Linked DNA regions of Homo sapiens: all the other regions are linked to region 2. Evidence: chromatin contacts called from ENCODE Hi-C data. All regions are on one chromosome and are shown on one strand. The core of a region is the stretch at or near the end of the contact, and the rest is flanking DNA. Distances in the headings are between cores, read along the strand shown.

The links. Hi-C counts contacts between places; a loop is a spot of excess contacts on that map. Pooled maps may share reads with other maps.
Region 1: a loop to region 2 is called in a map of B cell, with 13 times the contacts of the local background. The contact joins the promoter of POLG-DT here to the promoter of PDE8A in region 2. A Hi-C loop is called at or near these places in 3 of 168 maps with a recorded cell type or tissue (B cell, CD8-positive, alpha-beta T cell and naive thymus-derived CD4-positive, alpha-beta T cell) and 9 of 50 pooled maps.
Region 3: a loop to region 2 is called in a map with no recorded cell type, with 5 times the contacts of the local background. The contact joins the enhancer-like site here to the promoter of PDE8A in region 2. A Hi-C loop is called at or near these places in 1 of 168 maps with a recorded cell type or tissue (CD4-positive, alpha-beta memory T cell), 1 of 37 single-sample maps with no recorded cell type and 5 of 50 pooled maps.
Region 4: a loop to region 2 is called in a map with no recorded cell type, with 6 times the contacts of the local background. The contact joins the enhancer-like site here to the promoter of PDE8A in region 2. A Hi-C loop is called at or near these places in 1 of 168 maps with a recorded cell type or tissue (CD4-positive, alpha-beta memory T cell), 1 of 37 single-sample maps with no recorded cell type and 5 of 50 pooled maps.

Annotation. Positions count from the first base shown.
Region 1 is chr15:89,330,424-89,336,816 of GRCh38, forward strand. POLG-DT (POLG divergent transcript) reads left to right here and starts at 4,064. Exons shown (of 2, transcript NR_186332.1): 1 at 4,064-4,431; 2 at 4,764-5,738. POLG (DNA polymerase gamma, catalytic subunit) reads right to left here and starts at 4,401. Exons shown (of 23, transcript NM_002693.3): 1 at 4,250-4,401; 2 at 2,673-3,490. The coding sequence starts at 3,331. POLGARF (POLG alternative reading frame) reads right to left here and starts at 3,386. Exons shown (of 2, transcript NM_001430120.1): 1 at 2,673-3,386. The coding sequence starts at 3,386. It overlaps TRR-TCG1-1 (tRNA-Arg (anticodon TCG) 1-1), which reads left to right and starts at 4,650; the gene lies at 4,650-4,722. RefSeq lists enhancers at 3,669-4,170, 5,040-5,139, 5,150-5,219, 5,560-5,609 and a silencer at 3,860-4,459.
Region 2 is chr15:84,980,606-84,987,014 of GRCh38, forward strand. It overlaps PDE8A (phosphodiesterase 8A), which reads left to right and starts at 1,251. Exons shown (of 22, transcript NM_002605.3): 1 at 1,251-1,743. The coding sequence starts at 1,558. RefSeq lists silencers at 313-362, 683-1,172 and an enhancer at 900-1,432.
Region 3 is chr15:81,300,909-81,307,028 of GRCh38, forward strand. IL16 (interleukin 16) reads left to right here. Exons shown (of 19, transcript NM_172217.5): 15 at 436-604; 16 at 2,641-2,742; 17 at 5,000-5,258; 18 at 5,512-5,637. Among named protein-coding and RNA genes, the nearest start is that of STARD5, 20 kb to the right of the region's middle. RefSeq lists enhancers at 898-987, 2,329-3,528, 2,913-3,443. Within about 2 kb of position 3,508, at least 12 of the 41 ENCODE cell types and tissues checked have a DNase peak (open chromatin) inside an H3K27ac peak, as active enhancers do.
Region 4 is chr15:81,283,784-81,289,845 of GRCh38, forward strand. IL16 (interleukin 16) reads left to right here. Exons shown (of 19, transcript NM_172217.5): 10 at 1,915-2,047. Among named protein-coding and RNA genes, the nearest start is that of STARD5, 37 kb to the right of the region's middle. RefSeq lists an enhancer at 2,995-3,074. Within about 2 kb of position 3,093, at least 6 of the 41 ENCODE cell types and tissues checked have a DNase peak (open chromatin) inside an H3K27ac peak, as active enhancers do.

The DNA.
Region 1 (6,393 bases), core at 2,814-5,313, 4.4 Mb after region 2:
AGCTACAGGTCAGGTGTGGCAGGGTGGGTGTGTGTGCTGGCGGGCAAGAGCTACAAAAGCTTCTTTAAACTTCTGCACATAAAAATGGAACTACTGGGCTATTAGACCTACGTGCAGGTATTCTATTACAGCCTGGGCTATCAAGGTGTTTGCTAGGCCCAGCGTTCACTGAGTCTGCATCTAGCTCTGAGGTTTTATGAACATTATCAACCCCTCACGTCTACAGGCACAAACCAGCTACTGTTCAAAGTACTAGTAAAGGAGATAGACAATAACAGAACCCAAGGTGGAGATTTAATTGAATTGGCAAAAAAAAAAAAAATGACAAATGCTGCTGCACACATGTACAGGATGAATCATCTCACGGCTGAAAAGATTCTGGGGGACAAAGAGCAAATCACACACCTTGGAGAAGCAACCACCCTCAGTGAGAACCAGGGAAAGTGCCAGAATGAGAAAATGTATGTGTATGTGACAGGGTTGGGGTGGGAGGGATAGGGGATGAGTGCTGCCTGTTGGGGGCCCGACACTGATTCAGGAAAAGGCTGCAGTTTGCTCAAGATCCACAAGGCTAGGTGTAGGGGAATGGCCACTGAGGAAATGCCTGTTGCAAGCCACAGATTATTCTAAACAATCAAGGCCCACTCAGCATCAAAGTGAGTGACGAGGCCACGTGTGGACAACACAGCTGCGAAGGAGCTCCTTGCAACCTTTATGGAAGGGAAAAAGGGAGTATCTGCCTCAACAGATTCAACACACATAAAACTAACTTCTTTCAAAGAGAAAGCAAAAAGAGGTTCCTAGTTTTAAACCTGACAAAATCGAACTCATACTCCAAATGGTGAAAATAAGCCAAGGGACTGAAAGAAATCCCCACCCCCCCACATTTTAATTCAGCATGTCAAAGCCCTTAAAACAACGCAGACAAAAAGGCTAAAGAATGCCAAATCTTTGAGGCCATGGTGGTAACAGGAACTTTGGTTACAGTAAAAAGCCACACTGGTGTCAAGATGCAGCTCTGCAGCTGTGCATGAAGCCATATTATAAACTAGTGATTAAAAAGAAACAAGCCAAATTTAAGATGAGTAGGGATCCATGCCATTAATACTAGTTTTACTGTGAATCTTAGAAAAATGCTGATGGCCAGAGAGACGTCCCTCTAGCCTGATGGCCGAAGCCCTTACCAACACCCTTTGGGAAGAAGCTGCCCTGTGGGAGGCTCATAGCTGACTACCGCTTCTCCTCCCATTGTAAATTGTGGGCTGGTCAGGTACCTAATGTTACTCAGCTAAGGGGCAGGGGCATGCCCAGGTTCAAAGTGGACCGCTATTAGGGCACCATGTGGCACCCACCCCCACCCACCAGTCAGACTCCCAGGAGGAAGGTCCCAGCATGAGCCCAGGCCTTAACAGTGACTTCTGCCATCAGGTCAACTAAGCAATGCCCCGAGTACCACTGGCAAGAATGGAATGAGAATGAGGGCAGAGCAGGGAAGGACAGGGAGGGAAAGGAGAGGTAAAAAGAGAGAAAGAAGGAGAAAGAGAAAAGAAAAGGGGACTTGAGGTAATTTGGCCTAAAATGACCGACAGATCAAAAAACAAATCTTTCTTGTCACTGGTTTCCTAATTTTCTTTCAGCCACCAAAGCCTACTTTATCTTTTCAAATGATGGCCGATATTCCCCTTTACTTTGACCATCAAGTTACATATTCTAAGTAGTGTGATTCTCATTGTAACTGGAACTCAATCAATGCAGAATCATCTAGTTTTGCTCTTTTCAGCCATTAATGCCTACCTTATCTATTTAGCCATGTTTTCACCATTTTCAACTGCATATTTAACATTTCGCAGCTTTCTTTACAAAGATGTAGCTTCCAATAGGAATAAAGAAACTGCCAACTTTTTTGCTGGCCATGCCTGAAAGCATTAAGGTTGTAAATAGTATTTTAATCCTGGAATGAAGAATAAAAAAAGGGGAGAAACAGTACTGCCATCATTGTTTGAAAAAGAAACTTGGGTAGCACTTAGAAAGTTATTTAAAAAGAAAAGAGAGATTGGATATACTTGTTTGGGACCAAAATGCCTGCTTGGAAGGCTGGGGGAAGGAAGCAATGTTTCTCAACTAGGGGTGGTCAACCAGATGCCACCTCAAGGGGGCGTCTGGAAACGTTGCCGGCGGGGGCAGGGGGGCGGGGGGGTGTTGGTCTGGCGTTTATGGGAAAGGCTGGGGATGCTAAATGTCCTATACTGCCTGGGACAGTCCCACAAAAGGGAGCTTTCTACCGCCCAAAATAATTAATAGCTCCCCAAATAGAAACACTGTTCAAATGACTTTTCAGACTAACTTCTCATGACGCTATTAGGAGAGGGGGTAAAGGCACCAAATCACCGTGATCTTAAGTGGCCTCCCGAAGGTCTCATGTACAGCGCTCTACTGTGATTCTCTGCGTGGCCTTTACTGCCTGACATTTACTTGGGTATTTGCTTACTGCCTGTGATCTTCCCACCAGAAAGTGAGTCCCACATAAACAGGGGTCTAGTCCTAATTCAACACATCAGCGCTCCCTACGTGAGCACCCAGCCCGTAACAGGACCTCAGAAAATGTTCACTGAAACAAACTATTAAGCTGGGCCCCCATGCCTGCTTATGTCCCCAACCCTGCCCCTACTTACCAGGCCGAGGGGGATATGGCCACCGCCAATGTGGGGCAAGTTCCCTCTGCCAAGCAGACCTCCACGTCGAACACCAGGGCCCGCTCCTCGGGGATGGCCACGGGTACGGCCTCCCCCTCGGGGCCGTACCGGGTCCAGCCCTCCGCCCAGGCCCAAGCCGGGGGCTTCGGGGGCAGCTGGGCCTGCAACAGCAAGTTGGCCGCCTCCAGGTAGGGCAGGCTCTGCTTCTGGGCCAGGAGGCGGAAGTGCTGGTCCAGGTTGTCCCCGTAGAGGGGCGGCAGGCGCAGCTCCACGTCGGGCAAGGGCACGGCTGGCTGCCCCCAGAGCCCGTGCTTCTGCAGGTGCTCGACGCTGCGGCGCACCGCGGCCTCGCCAGGCATCTCCCCTCCTTGCCCGAAGATTTGCTCGTGCAGCCCTCTCGAGAGCATCTGGATGTCCAATGGGTTGTGCCGCAGCTGCCCGCCCTCCGAGGATAGCACTTGCGGCTGCTGAGGCTGCTGTTGCTGCTGCTGCTGCTGCTGCTGCTGCTGCTGCCGCCGCCGCTGCCCGTCGCTGGGGTCGGACGCGGGGACGGAGCTGGAGACCCAGCGCCCCGGAGCTGGAACCGGCCCTGGCCCGACGGTGGCGCCGGCCACCTTCCTCCAGAGCAGGCGGCTCATGGTTGGTGCAGGGACCCCCACGCTGGGAGTCAGAACACCTGGCTTTGGGCTCCAGCTTGGCTTCTTTTACTGGCTGGAAGACGTGGAGAGAGACACGTCCTGTCTCTGCTCTCCTGTCAGTGAAATGGGTTTGACCATGCCTGCCTTCCACCCCAAATCCTAAAGGAGACAGATGATATAAAGCGTTATTTTACCATATATGTAATAGGTGTATCCATAATCATCATTCCTTGAGCATTTACTGCGTCCCCAACACTGTGCCAGGCGCTTCAGTTGCATTTTCCGTTAAGCCTCAAAACTTGGGAAACGTCAATACCCCTCCTGGGGGAACCGGGGTCCACGCAACTTCGTCAGTGAACCCACGTGGGGAAGCCGAGGGCAGCGAGTAAGAGAGCAGTATCTGGAGTAGGGCGACGCGGTTTTGAACCCCGCTTCTGGCTCTCTCGAGCTGTGTGACCTTGGGCAAAGCTCCTTAGGCCCTGATATCCTATTCTGTAAAATGGGATTACGGATTCTGCCTGTCACACCGGGCTGCTGTCTGGGGGACACAGGGCGCCTATGTCGTGCGGCCCTGCTCTTGGCAAGCGCTCGGCAAATGGTGGCTGCCATTACCGCGACCGGCGCGGGCCTAGCGTCGAGAGGTGCCAGCGCCCGGATTCGAACCCGCAGGGTGGGCCGCCGTCCCCCGGGACCCACACCCACACCCGGACCACGGCCCACCCGGCCGAGAGCGTCCTGCAGGAGGAGTCGGCGGCCACCCCCGTGCGCCCCGCCGCCCGCCTGCGCCCGGCAGAGGCGCCGCGGTGCGCCCTGGGACTAGCCGCCGCCCTGCTCCGGGCCTCGCTCCCTGACTGGAGAGGGAGGGGCCGCGCCGTCGCTCAGCGACCCGGCCTCCCCGCCGCCGACCCCGCCGGAAACCTCGGTCCTCACGGTGCTTCCCGGTCTGCTGCTCCCCCGACCCCAGGCCCACGGCACGGCGTCCCCCTTCGCGCGGCCTACGCAGCCTCGGGGTAGCGTGTGGCCTCCACCCGGCCGGTCCGCTTCGCTGGCAGCCGCAACTTCCCGTCTGCACCCAGCTAGGTCCCGCGGCTACCCGAGAGGCAAGCGGGAGACTCCCAGCGCGACCAATAGGAGGGCCGCCAATGGAGCGGTCCGCCCGCGGGGGGAGAAGGGGGACTTCTGGGTGGGCTCTCCCTGCGGAACGCGCGAACCAAAGGCCAACCTCCCCTTCTCAAGGAGCAGGTGGATTGGTCCCGAGCTAGCTGGTGGGCGGAGGTGACGTTTTTATAAGTTGCTCAAGAGACGGTAACAACCGACGGGCCGCGTGGCCTAATGGATAAGGCGTCTGACTTCGGATCAGAAGATTGCAGGTTCGAGTCCTGCCGCGGTCGAAGGGAGGTTATGATTAACTTTTAGTTTATTCCTCCCTCAGGAACGAAGTATTGGGACAATGTGAACGTAGTCGCCGCCGATTCCCACCGCACTTCAAAGATGTGGGAACGCCAAGATCCGCGGAAGTAACCACGCCCAGCAAGTCCCTGCGAGATTGCCCGCCTACGTGTCTCAGCGGAGGCACATTTCTAAAATGTACCAGGTCTCTCGCACCCCGACGCAGGTGGAGGAAAGTGGAGAGGGAGGGGCATCCTGTACAGAAATCTCAATTTATACTCAATTGATGGTTGGCAAGAGTTGGGGCTCGCAGCCAAAGCGAGGCTCCCTCCCTCGCCCATCCGGTGCTGCCTCCTCGTCCAGAGCAATTCTGAGGGGTAAAAATGTTGCCTTCCGTTGAACCTGAATTTGCCCGCAGATGCTAGCCTCCGGCCCACAGCGCGGCTGGAGCTTGTCCCCTTCCCCAGCTGTTTCCAGTCTCCGCATCCGTCTTGTGTTGCTCCAGGTGCTTCAACAGCTCTCAGCGCTCGGTGGTTGGTGAACTGTGGTAAAGTGCACGCAGAATAAGGTCTACGTGATTAAGCACCGCCTGGGGGTTGGGGTCTGGAGGCCCAGCTGCACAGATGAAAGGGAGGCTCAGAGACGTTTGGGACCAACCGAGATCACACAGCTGATTAGGAATAAAATTCAGGTCAAGCTGAAAGTCGGCCGCCACCGTCCAGCGTGGATCCCAGGACACCGTGAACGGACTACAGAAGTTGACTTTCGCGTTTTTAAGGAGTGGGGTGCAGGGAAACAATCCTCCGCCGGCCCTGCGGGCTGATGCCGACCCTCACCTGCTCCCGCCACGTGGAGAGGTAGAGAGAAGCCCCGGGCCAAGCAGCATTGAGCCCTGGTCCCTTCTATTTAAATATGAAATATTTTGCATACACTTTTCTAGATGTACTTAATATACACAATGTTTTAATGTTTGTGATTTTTTTGTTTTGCCAAAAAAATACAATCAATCAGAAATTCATCTGTTTTTTTTTTTTTTTTCACATAACTGTTGACTTTTACAAAATACTGGAAGGAGAGGCTCTCAGCTTAAATCAGGGAGTCCCTGAATGGGGAAAACATTTTCATCTTGTTTCTTCTAACCGCCTACTGATACTTGGCATTTCCTCCAATTATGAGCATAGGCTGTCAGCCACAGTGGTATTAACAGTGCCTGTGACTTTGTCCCCTCCAGCAACCACAGATATTTTCATAACGCATTACAAGTGCTGCACATTTTTCAAAATTTGTTTGCACTTATCTGTACTTCAAAATAACAGGGGTTACTAGACTGCCACTAGATCCTGTTAGTTAATAAGTTTACCTATTTGTCCTAATATTTGAATACCTTTGGTGTCCTTTGTAATCCTTCATGTTTTATGTGCTTAAAAACACTATTCTTCCATATAACCAAAAACTGCCTGTACCCCTATTGAAATAAAAATTAATAAAACATATTTCACAGAAAAAAATTAAAAACAGAAACACTACTCTAGGCCAGGTTCAGTGGCTCACGCCTGTAATCCCAGCACTTTGGGAGGCTGAGGTGGATGGATTGCCTGAGCTCAGGAGTTGAAGACCAGTCTGGCCAACATGGCGAAACCCCATCTCTACCAAAAAAATACAAAACTTAGCCC
Region 2 (6,409 bases), core at 1-2,500:
CAGCCCGCTACAGGATACGTGATGGACGCCCAGAGACACCGCCCTCCAGCTGGTGGGGGAGGAGCCCCAGCCACCAAGAAGTTAAGTGACTGGCCCAGTTCACACAGCAAGCTAGTGGCTGTGTGCGTGTCCGGGGTCCTCATGGGCCCCAGGCCTGCAATGCGTACGCCCCTTCCCCTGGCTCTGCCTTTGGGGTCTCGGACGCCCGACTAGCACTTTGGTTAAAATGAGAGGAGGACGGGCGCCTGCAGCCTGCCCGGTGCTGTAGCTTTGCGGCCGCCCCGGCGCCTGTGTAATCCGAGGCGTGGCGCGCCAGGTTTTGGCCTGCGAGGGAGCGCACGTGGGCTGCGGCTTCTCGCGGACGCCCAGGCCCCACCCACCCGGGACCCGGCGCGCGGCGCCCCAGTTTGACTTTCACTACCCCCAAAGGAGGTCTTTCCACCGGCCTCTTTTCTGGGTAACAGCTCCAGGGCTCACACTTGGTGACCCCACCGAGGTCAAGTAGCCGCTAAGTTACGGAGCCGGAATTCGAATTTGGCGGTCGGGCTTCTGGTGGCCTCGGGACGGAGGTGGCTGTGTGTCCCTGGGCAAGTCTCTTTCCTTCTCTGGGTAGCCCAGTCGGGCGCCCCGCCTGTCGTCGCCGCGCATGCTCAGTTGCGGGCGGCGTCCGGAGGAGGTGGCGGGCGCCCCAGCTGCTTTGCATTGACGCCAGCACCCGCTGGAGGTCACCGCTGGGGGCTCGGCGCGGCACGCTGCCGGCAAAACCCGGCCCGGATCACGGAGCCGGAGCCGGAGCCGTACCGCCAGCAACTCCTGGGTGCGCGCAGCCGTTTCTGCGCTTCTCGACGGTGCGGCCCCAGGCCCCGCTGGAGCCGAGCTGCTCCCCTCCCTACCCTGGCGGACGTGGCCCGGCCGCTCCGAGGGGTTTCCCTCGGACCCCGCGCCTAAACCCCGGCCAGCGGGAGCGTCTAAGGCTAGCCTTGTACCCCACCGGCACTCGGCCTGGGGGGGCTTTTCCGCGAGGCGGCGGCCCAGCGGGCGGAGCGGCGTGGGTGTCCACATCTAGGCGGAGTCTGGAGCCGGGGAGGCGGCGGCGGCGGCGGCGGGAGCGGGGCCGGGCGCGGCCGGGAGCTCGCCTCCCCCGGGGGTCGTGCCGCAGCTCGGCGAGGGCAGCGTGGCTCGCGCGGCGTGGACTCAGCCGCTCCTGGGTAAGGAGAGCGCAAATCTCCTCCCCCTATTTCCCCGGAAGCGCGGCCGAGGCGAGCCCGGCGATGTGAGAGGCGGCCGTCGGCTCCTGCCTCAGGAAGGGCATGTTCGGAGGGGCGGCCTCGGCACGCCACCCGCCTAAGCGCCCCCTTCCCACCGCAGCCGCCGCCGCCGCAGCGCCCGCACCGCGATAAAAGGGGCGGCCGCGTTTCCTGACGCGAGATCCGCGCTCGCCGCCGCCCGCCCAGGCGGCGATGACACGGCGCCCGCGGCGGCCCGGAGGCGCCGGGTGGGCCGTTTGCTGACCGGATCGCGGCTACCCGCCAGCGTGTCCGCGGCGCCGCCGCCAGCATGGGCTGTGCCCCGAGCATCCACATTTCCGAGCGCCTGGTGGCCGAGGACGCGCCTAGCCCCGCGGCACCGCCGCTGTCGTCCGGCGGGCCGCGCCTCCCGCAGGGCCAGAAGACGGCCGCCTTGCCCCGGACCCGCGGCGCCGGCCTCTTGGAGTCGGAGCTTCGCGACGGCAGCGGCAAGAAGGTAAGGGGCGCCGGGCACTCTGGGGCCGCCGCGAAACTCGGGCCCGGCCAGTAAGCAACTTTCCCGCAGGGGCCGGGCGGGGTCCCCCCCACCCGGCCTCGGTGCCCTCTTGTCCCGCTTTGGATGGTTCTGATTGACGCCAGTCTCCCGCCTTGCCGGGGCAGCGTTCAGAGAAGGACCGACCCAGGTCCCGCGACCCTGATTTCCTAGGGTTGCGATTAGGACGCCGCCTGTGTCGCGGCGTCGGTTTTTTGGACACATCCGACTCCCGGAGCGGCGGGGCCCGATGTGAAGTTGACTGAGGCGCTTGCATCAATTTCCTCTCCAAGAGCGGGTGTTTGAGGGAAACCCCCAGGATATTCTGGCGCGCCCCTGCAATGTTAAATCAGTGTGAACTTTGTTCTTTTCCTGTGGTAGAAAGGGAAGGGCGACTGGCCTCACCACTCTTTTCCCTCTGTCAGCTTTGCACATGCAGTTGCAGGTTACCATTTTCTTCGGGACTGCTAGAATGTAATCTGGAACATCAGCTTTGCTTCATTGCACATGTATTTGAGGTCCACGTTTATTAGCATACATACTGTATTTAAAGCATATGTAATTAGAAAATACTGTGAAACGCGATTTTTGAAGCATTCAGCAGAACAAAGTTAATCTTTTATTAAGCCGACTTACTGGGACATTTTGTGACTGGGGTTTTTTGTTTTTTTACATTGCGTGTCTTCTCCAGCGCATGTTGCCTTGGCTTATGTTTTGTCAAAGTTTCTGGGCTTAGTCTTTGTTGAGGTTTTCTAAAGGAAAGTTAAAAAGGAAAAAGAAAAACGTGATCATTAAGGCACACAGCAGCAGCTTTCCAGTTCTCTCATTTCAGAATTTAAAGCTGGAACTCATGCGTTGGTTTATGTTTTGTTAAACCAGTAAAAGACAACAACAACAAAATTCGTGCATGGCTGCAGATTGTTGGCTGTCATCCCTCTCATCACGACCAGTTTTTGAAAGAGTAATTTGCAAAATTTGTTTGATTTTTCCTTGCTTGCTGAGAACTGCTGAACCTCCGAAGTTTGAGGGATATAGTTTGATGTACTTTCTGTCTTACATTTCTAGCAGTCGTCATGATACTTTTTCTGTACGAAAGGGGAAAGTCTTTTTCAGTGTTGCATAACAGTTGATTTCCCCACCATTCCCATACCCTAAGTGAAAATTCAACTTTGTTCTGATTATCAGAAATTGAATTCCTTCTCCTATAGATTCTTTAAAGAAACCTCTGATGGTTTAGGCTTACTAACTCAAGGTGCTCTTAATATCAGTGTTAAGCTGTGTGTTAAGCCTACTTGGCTTTAAAAAAGTGTTACACAGGTGCATATGGAAACTTTAACAGCTTTCAAGTTTTCAGTCCAAATCTAACATTTTGCAGACTAATGTGATAATTTCAGATTACCAAAGTAGCCCTTTTATAGTGAGGGGCCTTTGTGTCTTACAGGCTTTTTTTGTGGTGGATTGGGTGTCCTAAAATTCACCTAGGTGTCTTGTAAGCCTCCCCAGTGCAGCAGCAGCTTGCTCTTGTGCTATCGCAGTGCCGTTAGGTCCCTGAGTTTTTAAGTACTTACTTCAACCATTCTTCTGTATTGGCAGACCATTGTCTTGTGTTGGGGGCTCAGAAAATACTTTCATCCTTAAAGTGCCTAACCCAGTGGCATACACATAGTAGGTACTAAATAAATGTTTACTGATTTCTTAAAAAATTGTTAACTGATTGATGAAACTTTTTCAGTCATTGGAATTTGATTTCATAAAGCCTCCTATGTAGACTTCAAAATAATAGTATTTCCAGAGCAGGAGTCAAATTATAAATTATAACACCACAACCACAGAAATAATAGCCCCATACTTGTTATTCATGAACTGTACATGTTGATATCTCATTTACAGTTATTTGCATTTAGGCATGTCAGATAGTAGAGCAGAGGTAAATGTCAGCATTTTTTCTAGTCTAATATTTTTTCTTTGAAAATGAATCTTTTTAAATTTTAAGATATTAACTATGCTCTGGAAATTCATGTTAGAGAAGGCAAACTGCTAGCAATTTAGCAAAATTAAATCATAAAATTAGTTTCTTTGTATTATCTCAAGATGCAATTTAATTCATTACAAAATTTCTTATTAAAACTGTAAGTCAGCATATCTTTAAGTGAATTTCAACAAGAAATTCATTGGGGGATGCTTTTATAGTCCTACAGCATTTAGTAAATACCAGTTTATCAGTGTGGGTGGGAGATTGATAACTAATTGCATTTTTAGGTTAAGCAGTATGTACTTTGCGTTAAAGTGTATCCTGCATGTGTTCTATGGAACAATATGTGGACTGTTAGTATTGTATGAGAAAAGAGTTCCGTGGTCTGGTAAGTTTTTGGGAAATACAGGTTGAATATCCCTAATCAGAAAATGAGAAATGTTCCAAAGTCTGTTTTGAGTGCTGACATGATGCTCAAAGGAAGTGCTCAATGGAGCATTTCAGAGTTTGGATTTTCAGATTAGGGATGCTGAACTGGTAAATATAATGCAGATATTCCAAAAGCCAAAAAAAAAAAATCCAAAACACTTCTGGTCTCAAGCATTTGGGATAAGAGATATGCGGCCTATACTGGCTCAGACTAAGTTCAACAGAGTTCTTTTATGTAGGGCTTGTCAGAGAACCTAATTTCTGAAAGTAATCTGTGAGTCTCCAAGTGGTTTTTAGAGTGTGCATCATTTCCTAAACTAGTTGATTGTGGAGCCCTTTTCTTGAGGTGTATGTCAGGCAGGCCACATGTTAAGACCTGATTCTTTATGTGAGATACCAATATTCAAAGTACAAGAAATATAATTAACAGTAAAACTCAACGAATGTAATTTGCTTCTTAATGATTCCAAAGGTACTTTAGATCTTGCAATATATTAGGCTGGGTTGTCTGTATGAACTTATTTAAGTATTACTAAAAATACCCTCTGTCTGTTTATTCCTTTCGGGAGTTTAAGTTTATGTGGTTACAGATAATGAATGCTGTGTTCAGTTTGAACACTTAGAGTTTTGTTTATTTTTAATCAGTGTGAGTGAGCCTTAACTGTAACATTTTAATATTTTCTTGCCAGTCTTTGGATTTACCCCATTTCCACTTTCCCTAGCCAGGACTTGAGTTGCCCTTGAAAGATTTGCATGTAGTGTTAGAGACCCTATGCTCACCCCCTATCTTCCTTTTTGCAAACACCCACTGCACTGCTAATGATTGATGCTCCCCACACCCCAACTAATCAACTCTGTGAGATGGCAGTCATGTTTGTTTTGTTCACTGCTGTATCCCCCAGGCCTGATGCACAGTAGGCCTTCCGTAAACGTATGTTGAATTAGAGAATTTTGTGAACCAGGCTGTCAAGTTGAAAATCCACCCAGGCCAGGTAAGTAGAAATAGAAGCCAGTTTTAACCAGAGTAGAGGCTGTAAAGTTTGGATTTGGTTTTGTGGAAATCTCTGGTTATTGCTCTTCAGAGCACTGTACCCAGGGAATAATATATTTCTACCCTGTTGAGCAGAGTAGATTTCCCTGTAAAGAAAGATTAAAGAGGCTGGGCGCGGTGGCTCATGTCTATAGTCCCAGCACTTTGGGAGGCCAAGGCAGAAGGATTGCTAGAGCCCAGGAGTTTGAGACCAGCCTGGACAACATCTCAAGACTCTGTCTCTACCAAAAAATAAAAAAAATTAGCTGGGCATGGCACCGCACACCTTTAGTCCCAGATACTTGGGAGGCTGAGGTGGGAGGATCACCTGAGGTAAGAAGTTCAAGGTTGCTGTGAGCCGAGAGTGCGTCCCTGCACTCCAGCCTGGGCAACAGACAGAAACCCTATCTCAAAAATAAATAATAAATAAAAGATGTAAGGATTAGTGCAGCTAAGGTGATAGATAATAGTACAGCTGCAAGCCAACCTCTAATCGAGTGTTACTGCTGTCAGCACTCACTTAAAATCTCAGACATTCTCTAGTTGGTCCATTTCTGTTTCCCTTTGCTTCTGTCATTCACTTCCTTCAACCTCTTTTCTCTTACTTTGCATCACCTCCCGTCCCACTTCCATCTTCCTCCTTGCTTTTTTCTGCTAGCCCACCTTCCTGCACAAAACTGGCCACTCTTGCCATCTTAGTCAACTAAAGTTTAGTGGTTTCCAAATGTTACTTAAGTAACATTTGGAATGGAATAAAATTTATTGCCTGCTCCTAGTTTACAAAGTGGATTAGTCAAAACTTTTTTTTTTTTTTTAAGACAGCGTCTTGCTTTGTTACCCAGGCTGGAGTGCAGTGGCACAACCATGGCTCACTCAGCCTTGACCTCCTGGGCTCAAGTGATCCCCCCACCTCAGCCTCCCAAGTAACTGGGACTACAGGTGCGCACCATGCATGGCCAGTTTTTTAAACTTTTTTTTTGTCGAGACGAGATCTTGCTGTGCTGCCCAGGCTAGGCTCAAACTCCTGGGCTCCTGTGATTCCCCCAGCCTCAGCCTACCAAAGTGCTGGGATTACAGGTGTGGGTTACTGTGCCCAACTGATTACTCAAAATTTTACATTTGGCTAAACTAAAGCAATTTTCTCTTTGTGTGTGACCTGACTGATTTTTTTCCTCCAGTAGGGGTCTTTGACCCTTGCT
Region 3 (6,120 bases), core at 2,258-4,757, 3.7 Mb before region 2:
GGGTTCAACTCCCTCGTCAGGGAGTTAGGATGTCTGGGTCCTAGTCTCAGCTTAGGCACTGATTCTGACTATGAGCAGGTTCTTTCCATGCTCACCCTCAGATTCCTTGTCAGTTGAAATTAGGAGATGGATGAGACCTTCTATGCAGAACCAAGAGGATGTCAGACGTGCCATAGGGTCCCTGCTGTAGGGCTGGGGCTTGGTCTTCCCTCTGATCAAAGTAGCTCTGCATTTATTAGTTTTATTTATTATTCTTACACTGCTGGGAAATATCTGTAGAGTGAAGGTATGCTAGTATCTACTCATAGATTTGTTGCATCAAATAATATGCACATAAGTGCTTGGCACCACACCTGGGACATAGTAATTATACAATCACTGTTACCTCTTTTTAATATTGTTGTTCATACTGTGTGTTGTTTCTCCTTATGAAAGCCTTTCAGAGCTGAGAGAATATACAGAGGGTCTCACGGAAGCCAAGGAAGACGATGATGGGGACCACAGTTCCCTTCAGTCTGGTCAGTCCGTTATCTCCCTGCTGAGCTCAGAAGAATTAAAAAAACTCATCGAGGAGGTGAAGGTTCTGGATGAAGCAACATTAAAGGTAGGTTTCCTTTGTAAGCATCTGCAGTAACCAATGGCTTATTATGGCTGTGTGGCCACCTTAGTTGGGCCAGAGGGGAAGTAGCTTGAGTAGCCTGCTCACATCAGACCCAGGTTGCGTCCTGTGATGGTGGGACACTGTAGCACTTGACCACAGTAAGACCTTCCATTTGAAGAGAGCCTTTTAGCTTGTGAACCACTTTCAGTAGATTGACTTCTTGCATCTTCTTTTGTCATTTTATAAATGAGAAAGGTAAGGCTCAATCAAGGTTACAGAACCTGGGTTTTCTGTCTCCAAGTTCAAGTTCAGTGCTGTTTCCACATTCCATGTGCTGCTGTCCTGGCATGTGTCTGTTGTGGGATGCTGTCCATTGTAAACAATGTGGGTTACAAGAGCTCTCACCTGGAGCTTTCATTATTTCCACTGTGCATGGAGAGGTGGCTGATCCCAGGGCTCACAAGTCCCCCACGCTTCAGTCAAGTCATTCTGAAAGTCTCACTTCCCATATGTTTTCTGAGCATGACCCAAAGGGGTGTGGGGAGGAAGTGGCCAGGCTGAGCTGGGGCCAGCAGTCAAATGAGCTCAGGCTCATGGGTCCTGCACCCTCTAGGTGCTGCCCCAGGCCTCCGTAGGCTTTTGGCACTAGAATGATCCAGGCTAGGATGAGAGGATAAGGAGGTTCTCGTTTTCCATACAAGGAGGCCTCATAGCTGCAATTTCCACATCAAGAGTGTAGGTGAGTCTGATGAGCCCAAGGTGCTGCTGTGCTGAGATTCTTTCGCTGTGGCTTTCACTTGTCACCTGGGACCATCATCCCCCAGGATCTTACTCAGTGCAAATGAAATAACAGAGGCAGAGCGTGTAAAACACAAAGAGCCATCCTGCCTGAGCTGCTCTGGGGAGAGTATTTGCTTTCTAACATGAGAAGAGCCTTCTACAAGGCAAGTAACCTGATACTTGGGTAAAAGTTGAGAGAGTTGGGCTAGTGTTGGGGCTTGGAGGTGAGGGTGCAGTGAGGTACATTCATCCTTCCATGCCTTTGGGTCTTAGGGGCTCCAAGTCTTAGGATCATAGGGACAGCTGCAAGTCAGGTGCTCTAGTGACGCTGAGCAAGTGAATTCTTTGACATAAGTTTACTCCTTAGTGCCAAGGTACAAACAGGTGCCCCAAGAACCTGTAGGTGTACTTTATTTGGTCTGCATGGTGATGAAAAAAATATTGAATTCTATACATGATAAAACCTGAATTGAAACCTGGACTTTAGGGAAGTGATCTGGTAGCGCTAGTTCTGTATGCCTACGTAGAGCTGACCCTTTGAGCAGATGTACTCGTTGGCGCTCTGCAGTTCCTATCACACATCTGCCCATTTGGCTCATTTTAGGGACCTGCCTGACTCCTATAGGCATCTGAGTTTGAGACCCCTGCTCTAGACTGGAATAGGAGTCTCTGACTGTGTCCTGGCTCCATGGGAGTCCCCGTCTAGGCTAGGAAGTACCGTAGTAATGTGTGTGTGTGTGTGTGTGTGTGTGTGTCACACTTGCACACTGTGCATTGGGGCAGGATGTTAGCTGGGCTTCCTTAGTGCTGCTGCTGTGACCCATGGAGAAGTAGAAGGGAAGAAGGAGCAACCAATTCCTGCAGAACAGCACTGACCCCTGTTTTGTTTTTTGTTGTTTTTTTTTTTTGTTTTGTTTTACCTGAAGTCCTACAACCTGACTTCATCTCACACTGTCCAATATGCTGATTTCTGGCTGACTTCATGGCACTCCCCCTGCCCGGCTGTGGACAGGGTGAATGAGAGAGGAAAATAATTATGCTTGCTGCTTTACATACATTTTTTTTTTCTTCTAAGCTTCCCATGACTCCTGAAGGTCCATTCTTTACAGATGAGGAAACTGAGGTTTGAGGAGGTGATGTAACTTGGAGGCTGGCCAAGCTGGGGTTTGAGATAACAAATCAGTCTGATGTCAGTCCGATGTTAAATTGTTCATCCTCTTGCAGTAAAATGTTTTTGAATGTATGTATTTCCTCTGCAGCAATTAGACGGCATCCATGTCACCATCTTACACAAGGAGGAAGGTGCTGGTCTTGGGTTCAGCTTGGCAGGAGGAGCAGATCTAGAAAACAAGGTGATTACGGTGAGTGGCCAAGTGAAGGGGCATGTCACAGCCAGAGGCAATGGTTCTGGGGGAGGGGGACACACTTGCCAGGAAGGGGCCCTGTGCTGGGGAAATGAAGAATGCATGACACTAGGCCACTGGGCAGGTCCTGTCCACTCAGCACATCCCAGAGCCTGGGGCTGCGTGGAGAGGGTAGCAGGCCTGGCCATGGGCATCTTTTCCTGTGGGTCCCACTATTCTGGCTCATCCAATCTGATCAGCATTGGCTGCTGCCTTCAGGTCACCTGTACCTGACCCAGATGGTTTCTGGTTCTGCCAGTTTTGTGGAGCCATGCTGCGGCTGCTCGCTCTCTAAAGCCGAGTGCATTGCTGTCATCCCAGGGCTGTGTTGTCTCAGGGTATCCTTTGTGTAGGCTGTGCTGGGCTCATTTGAATTTCCATGCCCAACTGAAAACAAATCCTCCAGTTCACAGCATCAGCCAGCATTCAACATACCACACCCCCTTGCAGTGGCAATCTGGCATGTTCCTGCGTGTCACTTCAGAGTCAATCATGTCAGTGGTGACTTCCTTGATTTCCTGATAAGTTTTCTATCACATAAAAAACACTTAAAACCTGTAAGTCTCTATTTCTCTCACTGAGTGCAGCTGAGTATTACAAAAAGATTCCTGACCGTGTAGTTTACTTTCTACTTGAAGAGGAGGAAAGAGAGCTTGCCTGTGGGAATGGCACTTTGGGTATTTTTCTCTGTCCATGAGTAGCAACTTCTGTCCACGTCATCTGGCCAGTCACCCTTGAGACACTGCAGACAACAGGAAACTAGGAGGAAGGCGCACATGTTGGCTGAGCACATGCACAAAAGCTTCTTTCTCCTTCTGTGTTTGAGCATTTCTCTTCCTTTCCAGATGATTAAAAGGGAACTAACGTAGAGCACCATCCACGGCCATGCTGAGCACTCACTGACCTGTTGTCTAAATTCATCCTACCCACACTTTGGATTGATAAATTGGTGGCATTTATGCTTCTTTTATAGAGGAGGAACCTGAGGTTCCTCCTTTAATTAACTTTAATCTTCGTTGGCCTAAAAATCCTCTAGCATTGAGGAACCTGAGGCTCAGAGGAGAGGTTCTGCTTCATGCTTGGATGTTACAGCCTGGGGATTCTAACCATGTAACAGAATTTTTCTAACACCAAAACAATTTAGAGAAGCAAAGAGCTTTGCTCCTATCATAAAAGCAAAACTACAGGTACCACATTTTAGTGGTTTCCATGCATGCTATCACTCAGTCCTCTTAATTATAATGGACCTCATTAAAGAGGCTGAGGCAGAGACATGAGATATTTTTGTGTGTTTGTTTATCCCACATATCTTGCAGAAAGGGGACCAAGAGGTGACTGGAGGTAAAGAGTCAGAATTTCTAGGGGAGGAGCTATAAAAATGTCTAGACTGCCTAGGAGAGTGTTTCTCAAAATGCATTCTGCCAAATGAGACCGAGAATTTCTCTATGAGAAAAGAATTCTTTGTTGAAACACTTTGGGAATCCCCATAATACCCTGCCAATACTTAGAAATCTGCCATGCAGATTTGCATTGTAGACCCTCTAAATGCCTTTTGCTTAGAAATCTGCTGCCATGCAAATTTGCATTGTAGACCCTCTAATGCCTTTTGCTTTTTAAAAGTAGACAATGTCAGAGCTTTTGTTTCACCCAGTATTCCTCAAGTTTCTTTGATTTTAAAAAATTTTTCTTGGCCGGGTGTGGTGGCTCATACCTGTAATTCCAACACTGTGCGGGGCCAAGGTGAGAGGATTGCTTGAGCCCAGGAGTTTGAGACCATCCTGGGCAACACTGGGAGACCCTGTCTCTATTTTTTAAAAAATAATAGGAAAAGCCTTTTTCTTACACAATACCCGTTAATATGCCATAGAATCAGTGCCTTGAGAAAACTACTCTGGGGACTTCTGACCTAGGGCAGGTGAAGCAAAAGATTTTATATGGAATCCCAACTAGAATCGTGGTGGTACACTATAGGACGTTGTGTTGGGATGGATTCTGAGGGCTTACCTGGTCATTACTGCTGGTGATCTCTGCTCTGGATGGAGAAGGAGGGAATGCTGGCCTCTGTGCCAGCAGCTCCAATCTAGGACACAATTATCTTTAATCTTTGTTGGCCTAAAAATCCTCTAGCATTGACTAACCGGTTCAATCCTCCTCCAGCAAGTATGTGGACTGGACTTGTGTGATTTCTGGTCCTGACTTCCTTTGGTTTGCTCAGGTTCACAGAGTGTTTCCAAATGGGCTGGCCTCCCAGGAAGGGACTATTCAGAAGGGCAATGAGGTTCTTTCCATCAACGGCAAGTCTCTCAAGGGGACCACGCACCATGATGCCTTGGCCATCCTCCGCCAAGCTCGAGAGCCCAGGCAAGCTGTGATTGTCACAAGGAAGCTGACTCCAGAGGCCATGCCCGACCTCAACTCCTCCACTGACTCTGCAGCCTCAGCCTCTGCAGCCAGTGATGTTTCTGTAGAATCTAGTAAGTTCTCCCAACTCAGTGGAAGCCACATGGGCCACATCCTCTTTGGCCATTTGGGGCCAGACCTGATGGGGCTACTCAGTAATTTGTGACCCCAAGAATGTGTGGCTGCCTAGTACACTGCCTGAGACGTGTTTACATGTGCCTGTGTGCAAACACGGGGGCTGTATCACCCCGGGCTCACTTGAAGCCCAGGGCATCTGTGGCCTGGGAGAGGAGAGGATCCCTAACAGAGACCTTGTGTTTTTCTCAGCAGCAGAGGCCACAGTCTGCACGGTGACACTGGAGAAGATGTCGGCAGGGCTGGGCTTCAGCCTGGAAGGAGGGAAGGGCTCCCTACACGGAGACAAGCCTCTCACCATTAACAGGATTTTCAAAGGTGTGGGGTGTGTCTGGTTCTTTGCGTGCTCTCCAGTTGTGGGCATGTGGCCAGGCCCCCAAAAGGCTTCTGGGCACTTTCTGGGCTATGTTGTTTCCCACAACTCCATGTCCTCTTCATAGGCATGCTGGTCCTTTTAGGGCTCAATTCTGCTTTTTCTACTTTTTCTCCTTTGCTCAGACATCCCCTCAATCCCCCCTCTGTTTTGATGGGTCTTCAAAAATACCTAAGTCCTGGGCTTGGTTCGGGTTGGCAGGGCCAGGACTCTAGAGTGGGGCAGTGAGGCACTGGCCTGTGGGGCAGAATTTTAAAGGGGTGCCAAAACACTCAGTAACTCAGATCGATACTATTTTAATGCAGCGTGTTTTTTAAAATTAATTTTAAAAAAACATGTTGGACAAAATATCCAAGTTTAAATCAAGACAGAGTCTGACTTTGTACTGCACACTTGGCCTCATTTGCCTTACCCTAGTCCTGGACACG
Region 4 (6,062 bases), core at 1,843-4,342, 3.7 Mb before region 2:
TGGCCTGAGCTCAGGAGTTCAAGACCAGCCTGGGCAACATGGCAAAACCCATCTCTACTAAACATAAAAATTAGCCAAGTGTGGTGGCACCTTCCTGTAATCCCAGTTACTTGGGAGGCTGAGGCAGGAGGCTCACTTGAGCCAGGGAGGCAGAGGTTGCAGTAAGCCAAGATCGCACCATTGCACTTCAGCCTGGGCAACAGAGCAAGACCCTGTCTCAGAAAAAAAAAAAAAAAAAAAGAGAGAGAGAAGATATCAGTAAGAGAAATACAGGTTCTTTCTCCCATAAACAATATATTTCTGGGTACTCCAGATATATTTTTTATAAATAATTTCTAAGAGAAGTTCAAATCTAATTTCTTTCAATAACTGATCTGGATTTGATTTAAAAATTTATCCTATTTAATTTGTTACAATACTTTGCACTCTAACATTTGTGTATAGTGCAAATATATCATCTCTCACTGGTTTTGGGTTTTCCTAAATCAGGAGAGTTTTGCCATCCTTTTAAAGGGTTTCCTACAATTGCAGTGTATGGAAAAGCCATCCCTGCTTATGATGCTGTCTCTCTGGAGCTTCTGAATTAGAAAGGGATTTGCTGTTATCTGCGGGAGGGTGGCAGGTGATTTGCTGAGCTGCTCTGCTGGTTTGTGGCACATACTGCAGGTTCCATGTGGTTGTCTTGGTCCTAGTACCCTCGGACAGAGAGTACCTCCTTCTTAGATCTGCAGTGGAGTAGGGATTGTTCTGGAAGCTTCTGCTTTCCTTAGCATCTGGTGCTATACAACCATGGCCTTCAGTTACAGCAGTAAAAAGGAAGCAAGGGTGAAGGAGGATGAACTCAGCAGAAGGAAGTCACAGAACACAGCAGGGGACACAGGGAAATCAGCCTCAGGAGGCTAGAGTTCCAATCCTGGACCTGCTGATGACCAACTAGGCCAGGGGTCTGCAAACTGGGGCCTATCACTGTTTTGGTTTTGTTGTTGTTGTTGTTTTAATAAAATTATATTGGAACAAAGCCATGCTCATTTGTTTATGCCTCGTCTATGGCCACAGCTGTCATGCTATTAATATAACAGCAGAGTTGAATAGTTTCGATAAAGACAGTATGGCAAAGCATGCAACACCAAAAATATTTACTCTCTGGCCCTTTGCAGAAAAAGTTTGTCAATTCCTGAGCAGACCTAGATCAGGGAAATCTATTCAACCTCTGCAACTCAATTTCCCTATCTAGGTCGGGAAGGGGACTGGATTATACAAATCTTCCATGTATCTATGTGACCCCGTGTTTCCTACCTTTTTTTTTTTTAAGGTTTAGGTTGCTATTAACTCCCTTCCCACCTCACAACTAGAATGAATGCCATCACCTTTTCTCCTTATTTCTTTTTGCAAGAATCTCAACTGCTCTCCTGTTGAGTTATTTTTTCTCTGCCTTTTAGCACATGTAGGATGTTAGGTCCGATATTCAACATCCTGTGTGTGCTATGTTAGATCCAATCCTTCCTTCTAACTAGTCTACTTATGGGAACACAGAGGCCCAAGGAGAGGATGTGGTGGATTAAATCCTGGTTAATTGTTATTTAGTTGAATTGGCTAACCCACACCCTCAGTCTTTAATGGGCATAGTTAAATGTGAAAAGAAGGAGGAAAGTTACAGATGAACTTTTGTTAATGTTGACCCACTGTAAATAGGAAATGTCTGCTGCTTTGTGGTTGTACGGTAAGGGGGTATGGGATATGCTACTTTGGTCTGCCCTGTTCTGAGTTTTGGTCTGGTGGCTAGTGGGGTCTACTTATTCATGTGATTTTTATATCTCATCAAACAGCCCAGCCAGGAGTGGGCCCCTGGGGCAGTGACTGTTCAAATGTCTCATTGATTCACTTACTGATGGCTTCTTATTGATGCTTGCACAGGTGTGGGGACGAGATTGTGGAAATCAGTGATTCCCCTGTGCACTGCCTGACGCTCAATGAAGTCTACACGATCCTGAGTCACTGTGATCCCGGTCCAGTCCCCATCATTGTTAGCCGACATCCAGACCCACAGGTAACACCCACTGGGTTATCCTCTTCTTCTCAGGCTCACTCGTTCAGTACCAAAATTGGAACAAGAAATAGATGAAAACAGAGATGTTGCTGGCTGGGTTTGTACCTGAATTCCCAAGAATCCCTTCCAAGTTTCTGTAGTAAGAATTGTCTGCAGCAGAGGTCCACTAACAAACTCCTAGATATCAGAGGCAATTGACATTAACTTAGGGAAGCTCTTACAGCTGAGTTATAAGCTCTGGGGCAGGAAAGTAGAGACCCAGGGTCCCAGCTAGTAGACCAAGAAATTTATTCATTTATGCGTCTAGTAGGTACCCACTGTGGGAATGTCTGGAGGTAGGTACTGAAGATACAGAGGCAAGTTCATAGCACACAGTCCTGCCCTGCAGAAGCTCACAGTATCAATAAAGAGCCTGACATACAAATAATTGCAAAACAGAGATGGTAAGTCCTATGAGAATACAGGAATATAGCAGGGAATGGTTGATAAAGTAAAAAAATACCAGAGGTTAGTTTTCTCCAGGCAGAGAATATAAGGAAGATCATTCCAGGAGGTGGGAACACAAAATTCAATGTCACAGAGTCAAAAAGGGACCTGACATGGAAGGAGAGGAGTGGGTTCTGTGGGGCTGGAATGTAGGGTACTAGGTAAGAGTGACTGAGAACAGATGTTGGCAGGGCATTGGGGTTACACTGCAGAGGGCTTTCAACAGGATACTAAAGAGTTTGCATTTTATTCTACATAGTGAGGAGCTATGGGAGGTCTGTAGCTGTAGAAGGAGCATGTTCATATTTTAATTTTTAAACCTTTGATTGCACTGTAGAAGACAGGATAGAGTGGGTGGAGTGTGGGGTTTGTAAGAGGAAGGAAGCTGATGGTGAGAGCCTGAACTACACAGCAGCCATGAGAAGAGAAAAGAGAAGGGGCAATGTATTAGTCTGTTCTCCCGCTGTTGATAGACACATACCTGAGACTGGGTAGTTTATAAAGAAAAAGAGATTTAATAGACTTACAGTTCCATGTGGCTGGGGAGGCCTCACAATCACAGCAGAAGGTGAAAGGCATGTCTTACATGATGGCAGACAAGAGAGAATAAGAGCCAAGTGAAAGGGGAAACCCCTTATAAAATCGTCAGATCTTGTGAGACTTATTCACTATCATGAGAACAGAATGGGGGAAACTGCCCCTATGACTCAATTATCTCCCACCAGGTCCCTCCCACAACATGTGGGAATTATGGGAGCTAAAACTCAAGATAAGATTTGGGTAGGGACACAGACAAACCATATCAGGCAACATGAGGCAATGCTTGGGAAGACTCAACAAGAGCTGCTGGGCAAGTGGCTCTGGGGTAAGAGAGGGAGGAACCGAAGATATCTCGAATATTTTTAGATTGGAAGACTGAGCAATGGTCTTCCACCAGAAGAGAGAAGAGGAAAAGGTAGCAGGCTTGGGAGGGAGAGAAGAGCATGATCTTACTGTGGGACATAGTGAGGTGGAGGTACCACGGGGTGTCCAGGTAAAGATGCCCAGTAGGCAAGTTAGACTTAGGGCTGATAGCAACTATAACAGGAACCCAGGCTGGAGCTAGACTTGGGGGTTGAATCCCTGCTGTTGGTGAGAGCTCTGGGGAACCTGGAATAATCACCACAAAGAATTATTTAATCTTAATATGCACCAGGCATGTTTTTCAAAGATGTGACCCACACAACTGCATTTAGTTGTTGTGCAGCCTCCTGAAATCAGTGTGATATTTCCCCCCCAACTCACAGATGAGGAAACTGAGGCTTAGAAAGGACAAATAAGTTTCCCAATGGTGAAGCTACTAAGTAAAGAAGCTAAGATTTAAATCCAGCAAAGCCTGTGCTTTGAACTCACTGACTCCCAAACTCCCAGTGACACTTGGACAGAGTGGAGTAATGAGGGAAATCAATATATAATGGTGTGGTGGAATTCAAACCCAGCCCCATTCTGTGGATTGCACACTGGAGCTAAACACAATCAGAGACAAGCAAACTTCTTAATTAAGGCAAACAAATAATTGGCCTAAATCTCTGGACAATACAAGAAAAGAAAGAGGTCCCAATTAATTTGTCATTTCCTCCTGCTGCTTTTAGGACTACGGCAGAAAATCAGTGGAGTAGGGCGTCAGGTTGTGGGCAAATGCTGTAGCCCTGGGCTTAAGGAATGTGCATTCTCCCAGAGACATGGGACACACACAGAGAGGCCACAGAGGTGAGGGCCTTGAGAGTGAGGGAGCTGGAGTTCCAGCTGCTCAGATAAGGGAGCCAGGCCAGAAAGGACAGGTAAGGTTTAGAGCAGCAGAAAGACGAAGACACCCTAGGCCGTGGAGATCCAGGGGCACAGGCATAGGGCAGAGAGAAGAGAGCCAGGCCCAGCAGCAGAATGCCTGGCATGTGTCCAGTCTGCTGCTTGCTTATGGTTAATTTGGGCAACTCATCTAACCTCCAAGAGCCTCTGGTTCCTCAACTCTGACATAGGGGAGTGGTCTTTACCTTACAGGACTGTTGTGGATGGTAACTCTCCTCTAGTAAGAGTTTACCATCTGCCAGGCATTGTGCCGCAGACTTTAAATGATTTATTTATTGTTGTTTATTGTGGTAAAATACACATAACATAAAATTTACCATCTTAACCATTTTTTAAGTGTACAGTTCAGTGGCATTAAGGACATTCTCATTGTTGTGCAACCATTGCCACCATCCGTCTCCAGAACTCTTTCCATCTTTCAGAATTTAAACTCTACCAGTTAAACAAGTCCCTATGTTCTCCTACCAGCAAATCCTGGGAACCACCATTTTACTTTCTGTCTCTGTGATTTTGACTACTCTACGTTCATCGAAGTGGAATCATATAAAATGGGTCCTTTTGTGTCTGCCTTATTTGACTTCGCGTAATGTCCTCAAGGTTCATTTATGTTGTAGCACGGGCCAGAATTTCCTTCCTTTTTAAGGTCGAATAATCTTCTAGTATGTGTATGTGTGTGTGTGTGTGTGTGCGTGTGTGTGTATCACATGCTGTTTATCATCTGTTTTTGGGTACTTGGGTTGTTTCCACCTTTTGACTATTGTGAATAATGCTACAATGAACGTGGAGTACAGATTCCTCTGAGATACTGACTTCCCTTCTTTTAGGGTATATACCCAGAAGTGGAATTGCTGGGTCATATGGTAATTCTATTTTTAAGTTTTTGAGGAGCCTTCAAACTATTTTCCACAGTGGCTACACCATTTTACATTCTTATCAACAGAGCCCAAGGGTCCCGATTTCTCCATATCCTTGCCAATACTTTGTTATTTTCTTTTCTTTTTTTGAGACTGAGTCTCACTCTGTCACCCAGGCTCGAGCGCAGTGGCACGATCTTGGCTCACTGCACTGGGTTCAAGTGATTCTCCCACCTCAGCCTCCCTAGTAGCAGGGATTATAGGTGTGTACCACTGCACAGGCTAATTTTTGTATTTTTAGTAGCGATGGGCTTTCACCATGTTGGTCAGCCTGGTCTCGAACTCCTGACCTCAAGTGATCTGCCTGCCTCAGCCTCCCAGAGTGCTGGGATTAGAAGCATGAGCTACCATGCCCAGCCTCTTTTCTTTTTGTTTATAGTAGCCATCCTAATGTCCTAATGTGTGTGAGGTGGTAACTCAGTGTGGTTGTGATTTGCATTTACCTAATCATTAGTGATGTTGAGCATTTTTTCATTTGCTTTTTGGCTGTTTGTATATCTTCTTTGAAGAAATGTCTATTCAGGTTCTGTGCCCAGTTTTTAATCAGGTTGTTTTGTTGTTGTTGTTGTTGCTGAGTTGTAGGAGTTCTTTATATAATCTGCAACTCAACTATTTATCTGAAATATGATTTGCGAATATTTTCTCCAATTCTATGAGTTGCCTTTTCAATCTGTTGATGATGTCCTTTTGATGCACAGAAGTTTTTGATTTTCACATAGTCCAATTTATCTATTTTTTTGTTTCCTGTACTTTTGATGTCAAATAATTTA